Regions from separate parts of the Homo sapiens genome. Here regions 2 and 3 are each linked to region 1. Evidence: chromatin contacts called from ENCODE Hi-C or POLR2A ChIA-PET data. All regions are on one chromosome and are shown on one strand. Each heading gives the region's core, a stretch centred on a gene start or an enhancer-like site at or near the end of the contact. The rest is flanking DNA. Distances are from core to core; before and after follow the strand shown.

Region 1 (3,399 bases), core at 670-3,169:
TCCACAGGGTCATACCAATAACTCAGTATGGTACTAGATATAATTAGGATTGTTAGCTACAATTCAGTATAGCAAGACAGCCCTAAAATGCCCTGAACTGACTTCCGCTAACTAAAACTCCAGTATATCACAGTGTTTTAAGTAATATTAGTGTGCTGCCCAAACAAGCAACTAAGATATCCAGTAAGGATGCTGTGTAACACAGTAAAAGACAGCAAGCCTTCATCAAGGGGTTATTTTGGGGTTATAATGAATTTTGGCACTTAAGACTGCCACTGCATGCAGAAACCCCGAAAAAGAAATACACAGGTTTCAAAATGGATATACTTCATTTTGTTTAAAATGCCCAAGAGCCTTTGCAACATAACTGAAAGTATTGTTCTATCAAGTCATGAATCTTGAGAAGAAAGTACATTATCCAATTTCAGGGAAAAAAAATACAGTTTTCTTACCAAATTATCCAGTGTATATGACTGGTTAGAATTTTAAGTTTTGATTTTTACTGAAATTCAGAGTATGAAATGCAAACATTCAGGATAAAATGAATTCATAATTACACGCAGTTATATCAACTTGCAACAAAGCAGCAAATATGAGGGCCTAACACACATCTCGACTCTCCCCTTCCCTTCTGATCCCTCAAAAAAAAAGTGCAAAATCAAAGAGTCACTGCTTGGTCCAAAAAATAAAATACATTGTGTATAAACATTTGAAATCTGATGGAATCCAGCTTCTATTCCACAGGTTGTCTTCAGTAAGAATCAACGTCCGAAGATGGAACTCAGTTCCAGAAGAATTAATTCTACAATCTGATTCTGGTACACAGTATGAACTGCTATATTACCAGTCTCTTTTTCTGGTTTTAATAGAGTGGGACCAAAAACAATTGCTATACTCTGATAGGTCATTCGATTTTTCTCTCCATTTTCTATAACTCTGAAGGGAAAAAAAGAAGTTGTTAAAAGAGAAAATAAGAGAGAGGGAAAATTCTTCAAATGGTATTATAAACCTAACAGTTTGCATTTTAAAAAGAGAAGTAATACTTATTTTCCTAAGGTGATGCATAAACTATTTAACCAAGTAGAATTCTGTCTAAATGCCATGTGAAGCTTTCTTTTTGATAAACACAGCTGAAAGATACAATTAAGCATACTCTAACAAACTTAAAATGTGTGATATTTTAGCTTAGTTTTTAAAATAGAACATTTAAGTATGAGTTACAATTCAGGTAACAGTGACTGCTCCATTAAGTTGATGGGAAAAAAATCTCATTAGGGTGTGGAGATTAAACTTTCCATTTTACTCATTTTATGTAATTTCTTTAAAAAAAAAAAACTCTCTCTAGCTGGGATTTTTTGTTTTAGTATTCTAGTGTACTTTCTATCAGATGAAAGAACTTGGTTATTAAAGTGGCTATGTAGTAACCTAGAACCATGACGGTAACTTAATACACCTCAATTAATATCCAATCTCATCTTCATATTAACCTTAGCAACAATTTCTGAACACCTACTATGTGCTAAGCATTACATAAATACTTCACATATAATACCTACTTTACTGTATTCTTCATAGCAAATCATTTACCCATGACAGACTGATACTAAAAGGAGTTGAGTAACTTTTTCAAGTTACAAAGACAGCAAGTAGCATAGCTGGGATCCAAATCTGAGTCTGAGTGACCCTGGCCCCACAGGCCTTCCCGCTTCCCCTTGTGCTATACCACATCCCATGACTGGGCAGTCCTCCTACCTTCTGAGATGTCGGAAAAGAATCTGCATTGTGTCTTGGTTTGGCTTTGGCAACTGTCTGATTAGGTCCTTAACAGCAGCGACTCGCTGTCTTGGTTCTTGCTCTGAAAAAAGATAATAACCAGATATTTTACAGCAAATTCTTATGAAACTGAAAGCAATGTCACAGTTTGGAAGCTGATATTTGGTAATACACAGTGACATCTGGTGGTCACATTTAAAATGTTTGGAGTAAAACAATCTGTTGAAAATACTTGCTTAAAGTAAGATAAAAAAAATTGGGTGGCTTAATCTGTGCAAAGAATTTTCAATATCTAGAAAAAACTGAGTAGAATTACATACTTACTAATTGCATTAACAAAATCATTAAAATGATTAAATGTAAAAAGAGGTTCTGGTAATTCTCGAAAAAACATTTTGAGGGCTCCAGTAATGACATGAATATCTTCCCATTTACTGTCATTCAAGTCCAATTTCTCATCTGAAAAACAGCAGGAATTGGACATTTTAAAAAATTACTTTAAGCCAGTTCAAAAAGTTATGAGTGATGCATCTGAATAACAACAGTAAATATAATCTTACCATGATTGACTGCAAACCTTAGTTTCTGGATCACTGCGAGGTTGCCACTTACTCTGTATATCCCATCAATATCCAAACCTAAGAGACAATAATAATTTGTGTGTGTGTGTGTTTAAAGTACTTCTTTGCCTCTTCTGAACACGTTTGCATGTGTCAGAATTCCCACTCATTTGCATTAGCCTAAAATCAAATGGGCAAATATTCTTTTTCTCTAAATGGCTTCTGGTAGATGCTTGGCAGGGGAGAGAGATGGAGATTCGCTCTGAATTCTGTTTAATAAACAGCAGTAATTCTACTCTGCTCATCATATAGACTGTGAATCAGCTCAAGGAAATGGTTTCATTAATCTTAAAACACTAACAATTTCAAATTTCTGAAAACATCTGGGGATAATTCAAAATTAAAGGAAGTCAGCAGGTAAAATCAGCCCATGCATATTTTGCATACCATTTTATAATGTAAATGCACATATTGTAAAAACTTTATTGAAGGCATCTGTCATATTAAGTGTTTGTAATAAGTAAACTTAATATAACCACTAAATTAATGGTTCTATAAAAACAATACATAATTTGCTATAATTTATTATTTTCTTTTATATGTGAAACAGAATCATCTGAAATTCATACAATTAAGCCCCGAAATTTCAGGTATTCATTAAATGATAATAATGTACAAATTTACTAAAGCACATTATTGAATGTACTATTCATTTAGCTTCAAATTAAGACAATAGTGTAGTATCCCTATTGCCATGTTGACAAGAAGAGTCAGTGGGACAAGAGATCTGTAACTGGCAGAAATTACAAATTGAATTATGTGTTTTAATTGTACAAAATCTCTTTCATGATATACAGAGATAAGTTAATGTGATTACAATATACTAATGTATATAAAACTAGTATAAATATTATAGCTATGTTTAAATTAATCACAATAGAAATTAGTTTGTCCTATTTTACAGAAAATGACATAAAAATTTTTATCTCGTGAGACATTTGTGGTTGACTTAACCATTTAAAATGTCATCTGATTTTTAGGACAGAAGAAACTTAGTAAGTAAACA
Region 2 (3,399 bases), core at 601-3,100, 180 kb before region 1:
AGGTTCATCCATGTCATATCATGTATCAAAACTTTATTCCCTTTTCATTGTGATAAAGTCAACATTACATAAAATTTACTATTTTAATTATTTTTAGCTGTACAGTTCAGTAGCATTAAGTATGCTCACATTGTTGTACAACTGTCACCCCATCTATTTCCAGAACTTTTTCATCTTCCCAAACAGAAGCTCTGTATTCATTAAACAATAACTACCCCTTCCCTTTTCCTCTTCGCCTCTGGCAGCCACCATTCCATTTTCTGTCTCTATGAATTTGACTACTCTAGGTACCTCATGTTAATGGAATTGTACAGTATTAGTACTTTTCTGTCTGGCTTATTTCACTTAGTGTAATGTTTTCAAGGTTCATCCATGTTGTAGTATGTGTCAGAATTTTATTCCGTTTTAGGGCTTCATAATTTTCCATTGTATGTTTATGTCATATTTTGTTTATCCATTCATCTGTTTATAGACATTTGTTTCCACTTTTTGGTTATTGTAAATAATGCTGCTATGAACACTGCTGTGCAAATATCTCTTCAGGTCCCTGCTTTCAATTCTTTTGGGTATATGCCTAGGACAGGAATTGCTGAATTGTATGGTAATTCTATACTTAACTTTTTGAGGAACTGCCATGCTGTATTTCACAGCGGTTGCACTATTTTATATTCCCACCAGTGAGGGGGAACCCCACAAGGGTTCCAATTTCTCCACTTCTTTGCCAACACTTGCTATTTTCTGGATTTTATAATAAGAGTCATTCTAATAGGTGTGAAGTGATATCTCATTTTGGCTTTGATTTGCATTTCCCTAATGACTAGTGATATTTAATATCTTTTCACATGCTTATTAGTCAATTGTATCTCTTCTTTGAATAAATGTCTATTAGAGTCCTTAGTCCATTTTTTAAATCAAGTTATTTGATTTTTTGTTTTTGAGTTGTAGGAACTCTTTACATATTCTGGATGTTAATCTCGAATCAGACATGATTTGCAAATATTTTTTCCCATTCTGTGGGTTGCCTTTTTACTCTGCTATTGTGTCCTTTGATCCATAAGAGTTTTTAATTTTGATGAAATTCAGTTTATTTTTTCTTTTGTTTCCTATGATTTTGGTGTGAGGTCTAAGAGTTATTGCCAAATCCATTGTTATGAACCTTTCTTCCTACATTTTCTTCAAAGAGTTTTATACTTTTAACTTTTATATTTAGGTTTTTCATCCATTTTGAGTAAATTTTTTTACATGGTGCAAGGTAAAGGTGCACATATTACTTTTAAAGTTTAAGATAAACAAGAAAATAATATGTAAAATTATTTGTGTCACTAATTCAACAGAATGATGGTTATCTTTATGAAATAACATCTTTGTGAGATTGAAGCAATGCAGTTACTTTTGTTTTTCTCCTCAGAAACTCATAGCTTTGAAAATTACATTGTTCTAACTTTTCCTCCTTATGTTTTACAATGACCTTTGTTTGAATTGTATTGGAAAGTCCAAAATAGCCACTGACCGAAAGGTTAACAATGACTGTCTTCCACAGTGCTCTGAGAAACCTCAGCCCTTGACAGAAGTAGGTAGTTTCCAGCCTGCTTGCTACCCAGAAAGTTCAGCTTCTCATTTGGTCCATGAACAGGGATAAACATAGATTCTGTAAACCTAGTACACTATACACAGTAGGTGATTAGTAAAATCTGTTTAGTGTTTGTCTGGTTGGTTTGTTGACTATCAGATTCCTGGAACTGAGCACATCCCATTAACTGTGATGCCAGCAGTTGACCAGCCCACCTATGTGCCAGGATATATCACGGGACACAGAGAGGTCAGCGTTGGCCTCTCTTGGCAGATCTCCCAGTTCAGGGAAGGAGGGACTCTGCAAGTTTGTCAAGACTTGCAGTTCTCTCCTCCCCCTTGTCTCTCAGGCTGAGTGTTTAGAGTGATCCTATACCCAGGGTACTAGGAGGACACCAGCAGTCCTCACATTAGCAACCCGTGCTGGAGGCCTCTTCTGGGAGACTGTCACCTTTCTGTAGAACTGTCCTGTGAAATGCAACAGCTTCCTTTTAGTGTGCACTTCATCATTTCCTTATTACTGTGTCATCTAATGCTAATAATAACCTGGGAAGGTCGGTGTTTTGGTCCCATTTTACAGTTGAGGAATCTTAGGGTTAATAAGCATGTTTAAGATTACACAGATGGAAGACAAGTCCAAGTCTGGCTGGCTTCAAGGCCCTTCTCTGGACCCTCACAGTATCTAGGCAGTCCCTGATTTCCAGCTTGCATGTCACTGCACTCAGCCTCCAACACTGTCAGGACATGTTATGAAGGATCATTACCCAGAGGCCTATCATCACTCCTTGATTTAGGCTGCAGGGCCTCCACCGTTCAGCAGTAATAGGGGGAAACCACGCCCCAAGTTTAGAGGCAGGTCTTCAGGTCTGCCACCTCCCCTCTGCCCTTACCCATCAAGCTACCCCTGGTGGTGGGAAATGGTGAGAAAAGACAGAAATAAGAAAGATTAAAGAGACCCTGTTCCCACATCCTCCCAACTGAAGTCCCTTACCAATTGTATTAGTCCATTCTCATGCTGCTATAAAGAAATACCCAAGACTGGGTAATTTATAAACAAAAGAGGTTTAATTGATTCAAAGTTCCACATGGCTGGGGAGGCCTCAGGAAACTTACAATCATGGCAGAAGGTGAAGGGGAAGCAAGGCACGTCTTACATGGTGACAGGAGAGAGAGAGACTGCAGGGGAAACTTCCACTTTTAAAACCATCTTATCTCGTGAGGACTCCCTCACTATCACAAGAACAGCATGAGGGAACCACCCCCATGATCCAGTCATCTCCCACCAGGTCCCTCCCTTGACACGTGGGGATTATAATTCGAGACGAGATTTGGGTAGGGACACAGAACCAAGCCATATCAGTGCTGTACCCAGTTGCCTGGTACCTGGTCGTGGGTTTATTAGGGCAGGTGGATAGTGGCCCCATAAAGGATTTGGCTGGGTGTGTGGGCTCTGGATTGGTTGGTTTGTATGCAAAGAACGCATTCACAGGTGAGTTGTTTACTATCTGGGAATTGTCTAACCCTGGAAGGGTTGGTCCCCTCCATGGTCAGTGAGACCCCAGATGCCAAAGCATTGAAATACAAAAATAAAAGACATGGTGATACAGTGGGGCACTTATCATATGCCAAGGCTCTATGTCACCTAAGCCCCAACAACTCCAAGAGGTTAATAATACTGTCACCTTCTCTTTAGACATGAGATGATAGTCCCAGAGAGACGAAATAACTCTTCCAAGGTCACAAAGCTAGTACATAGTGACATCTGGTCTGATTCCAAAAGCAGTTTTTTAACCAGTTTCCAAAGAAGCTCCAATATTGAGGAGCTTCTAC
Region 3 (3,399 bases), core at 315-2,814, 140 kb after region 1:
ATTGCTTAGATCTCATCTCTTTTTTTTTGTTTGTTTTATGTACATCTTCGCCTATATTAGATAGATCATTGATGTACTTACCAAAACAAAAGGAAATGGTCCTGCTTCCTATGAAATTGTGTAAGCATGTGCCCTAATAACCACCTTTGTTTTAGTTCTTTCCAGTCTATTTAAAATTCTGGTCTTTATCTGACAAGCTGGAACTTCTTTACTTCTTTTTTTTTTTTTTTTTTTTTTTTGAGACACAGTTTCGCTCTCGTTGTCCAGGCTGGAGTGCAATGGCGCGATCTCAGCTCACTGCAACCTCTACCTTCCAGGTTCAAGCGATTCTCCTGCCTCAGCCTCCTGAATAGCTGGGATTACAGGTATGCACCACCATGCCCAGCTAATTATGTATTTTTAGTAGAGATGGGGTTTCTCCATGTTGTTTTTATTTTTTCCTTAACTTTTTTTTTTTTTTTTTGAGACAAGGTCCAGGGTCTCACCCTGTTGCCCAGGCTGGAGTGAAATGGCAGGATCTTGGCTCACTGCAAACCCTGCCCCCCAGGCTCAAGCAATCCTCTTGCTTCGGCCTCCAAGTAGCTGGGACTACAGGCATGTAGCCTTGCAGGCATGCAGGCATGGGCCTGGATAATTTTGTAATTTTTGTAGAGCTGGGGTTTCACCATGTTGCCCAGGCTGGTCTCGAACTCGAACTCCTGAGCTCAGGTGATCCATCCCCTTCAGCCTCCCAAAGTGCTGGGACTGTAAGCATGAGCCACCACGCCAGGCCCATATTGTTATTTTTCAAAAAGAAAGAAAGGAAAATGGTAAAAATAATGATAAATATTGGTATTATTTAGTCTCCAAAAAGAATAGCATGACCTTTATCAGAGGTATGTCTAGTTCTCAGAAAAAGAACCCAGAGCAAGAGAAAATGACAGATATTTAATAGGGGGCGAAAGTCTTTTTACATAAAACCTGTCAAAAAAGAAAATCGTGTTGTAATTTGGGACTGTAGCCTGCTGTCAGTTATTTACAGGAGTTTGAATAGCATTGGGTTGGGTTGTATTATGCCACCTAAAATCCAAACCAAATAGGTGTACCCAGTTAAACAGACTTGGGAAGAGAAGTGTGAAGTGTCAGCAGGATTCTTGAAGTCATGGTGGAGGGGAAGAGAAGTGGCCTGCAGATTTCATCAGCAGTTCTTCCGGTTCCCTCCTTTTTCCTAAAATAATCTCTCTGAATTTATCACTTCTGTTAGGAACATACAATATGTTTTTGGTACAGATTCTACTTAAATATCAACAATTTTTCCACTCTGTCAGCTGTTCTATAATATGTGATTCTGAAAACAAACCAAAAAAAAATAACAAATACTGGAACGCTTTCTGCTTTTAAAGTTTGCTCTTAAATGATGTGACCCCTTTTATGATGGATGTTGTTAGCTCCAAGGGTGCCAGATTTAGCAATCCATTATTTATCCTCTTCTCCTGGGACTCATCGTTTTTCCTACATTACCACATTTCACGTTCACAGCCCTTTTAATGCTCACACCCTGCACTGTTTTGTGTACATTCCATTCATCCTGCTCAGCCATTATGGGTTATTGCCATCTGGTGGAAAAACAGGGTTGACTACCAGATGGTAGTTTTGAAATTCCGGAAGTGAAATGAAGTTGTTTTCATCAGGGAAAAACACATTTATGTCTCATGCATATTCTGGTGTTCTAAAACAACGAGCGTTTTTCTGTTCCATTGCACATGGGGAAGTATACAACGATTTCAGCTGCTGAACACATTAAAAAATTGACTTTCTATATACACTACACAAAAATCGTGCTTGTAAAAAAGTTAGGTCCCCTTTTTATTTCTTTTTTCTTTTCACTCTGTCAACCCAGGCTGGAGTACGGTGGCAAGATCACAGCTCACTGCAGCCTCAATCTCCCAGGCTCGAGTGATCATCCCACCTCAGCCTCCTGAGTAGTTGAGACTACAGGCTCACGCCAACACAACTGGCTAATTTTTTTAAAATTTTTGTAGAGACGGGGTCTCACTACATTGTCCAGGCTGGTCTCAAACTTCTGGGTTCAAGTGATCCTCCCTCCTTGTCCTCCCAAAATGCTGGGATTATAGGCGTGAGCCACCGTGCCCAGCTGTCCACCTTTTTAAGTAATCCTGTGATCATAAAACAAAAATGACAAAACAAAATAGAGCTAAAATGTCTCAACTGCTTATCCCTTCACTAGGAAAAAATGCAGTATTAGATGTTTTCTACTTTTAAGTTCTATTATATAATAGCACACTTGAGTCATTAAGCAATTTTAGGGTATTAGTTCTTAAAATGAGATTCATTCACATTCAAAATTTAGCATAGTCTTCAAAGTGACAGGATGAATATTAGTCCAAAATGACTTAGGAGTTTCTCTTTCTCAAATTGTCATAAAATTTACTAACACTGTTACAATCCTTTAACATCTAAATTAGGCCAGGTACAATGGCTCATGCCTGCAGTGCCAACAATTTTAGAGGCCAAGGTGAGGAGATTGCTTGAGCCCAGGAGTTCAAGACCAGCCTGAGCAACATAGCAAGATCCTGTCTCTACAAAACATTTTTTTTTAATTTTTAAAGAAAAATAAAAATCTAAATAAAATGAGGTAGTAGGCCTGAGCTCCTCAAAACTATCAATATTATAAAAGACAAAAAAAGGCAGGGGGGGTGTGGTCAGGGACGGTGGCTCGCGCCTGTAATCCCAGCACTTTGGGAGGCCAAGGCGGGCAGATCACTTGAGGTCAGGAGTTCAAGACCAGGCTGGCCCACGTGGTGAAACCCTGTCTCTACTAAAAATACAAAAATTAGCTGTGTGTGGTGGCACGTGCCTGTAATCCCAGCTACTCGGTAGGCTGAGGCAGGAGAATGGCTTGAACCCAGGAGGCAGAGGTTGCAGTGAGCTAAGATTATGCCACTGCATTCCAGCATGGGTGACAGAGCAAGTAAGACTCTGTCTCAAAAAAAAAAAAAAAGGCGGGGATTTTCACAGTCTGTTCAGGCTTTTATAACAAAATACCATAAACTAGGTGGCTTACCAACAAGAGAAATTTATTTATCACAGTACTGGAGTCTGAGAAGTCCAAGATCAAGTTCCCAGCAGATAGCAGGGAATTGGTGGCCCATGCTTGTAGTCCTAGCTACTTAGGAGGCTGAGGCAGAAAGATTGCTTAAGCCCAGGAGTTTGAGGCTGCAGTGACCCATGAGCACGTTACTTCACTCCAGCCTGGGTGACAAAGCAAGACAAAGCGATACCCCGTCTCTAAAAATGAAAATGAAATTACAAATGTTTTAAAGAAGGTGCCAGCAGATTCAGTGTCTGTTAAGAACCCACTTTCTGATTCATAGATGGTGCCTTCAGTTGGGTCCTCAC

The links. Hi-C counts contacts between places; a loop is a spot of excess contacts on that map. ChIA-PET counts read pairs that join two places held with the same protein, here RNA polymerase II (POLR2A). Pooled maps may share reads with other maps.
Region 2: a loop to region 1 is called in a pooled map, with 2.9 times the contacts of the local background. The contact joins two enhancer-like sites. A Hi-C loop is called at or near these places in 2 of 168 maps with a recorded cell type or tissue (cardiac septum and gastrocnemius medialis) and 7 of 50 pooled maps.
Region 3: a loop to region 1 is called in a pooled map, with 2.7 times the contacts of the local background. The contact joins two enhancer-like sites. A Hi-C loop is called at or near these places in 1 of 50 pooled maps. POLR2A ChIA-PET finds 5 or more read pairs at or near these places in 2 of 52 experiments (GM12878 and T-cell).

The regions. Positions count from the first base shown.
Region 1 is chr10:31,806,897-31,810,295 of GRCh38, forward strand. ARHGAP12 (Rho GTPase activating protein 12) reads right to left here. Exons shown (of 20, transcript NM_018287.7): 17 at 2,334-2,411; 18 at 2,098-2,232; 19 at 1,753-1,855; 20 at 1-936. The coding sequence ends at 762. Among named protein-coding and RNA genes, the nearest start is that of MACORIS, 100 kb to the left of the region's middle. Within about 2 kb of position 1,920, at least 16 of the 41 ENCODE cell types and tissues checked have a DNase peak (open chromatin) inside an H3K27ac peak, as active enhancers do.
Region 2 is chr10:31,629,483-31,632,881 of GRCh38, forward strand. No RefSeq gene overlaps it. Among named protein-coding and RNA genes, the nearest start is that of MACORIS, 76 kb to the right of the region's middle. Within about 2 kb of position 1,851, at least 3 of the 41 ENCODE cell types and tissues checked have a DNase peak (open chromatin) inside an H3K27ac peak, as active enhancers do.
Region 3 is chr10:31,946,212-31,949,610 of GRCh38, forward strand. All of the region lies in intron 2 of LOC107984219 (a long non-coding RNA gene), which reads left to right. Among named protein-coding and RNA genes, the nearest start is that of ARHGAP12, 19 kb to the left of the region's middle. Within about 2 kb of position 1,565, at least 7 of the 41 ENCODE cell types and tissues checked have a DNase peak (open chromatin) inside an H3K27ac peak, as active enhancers do.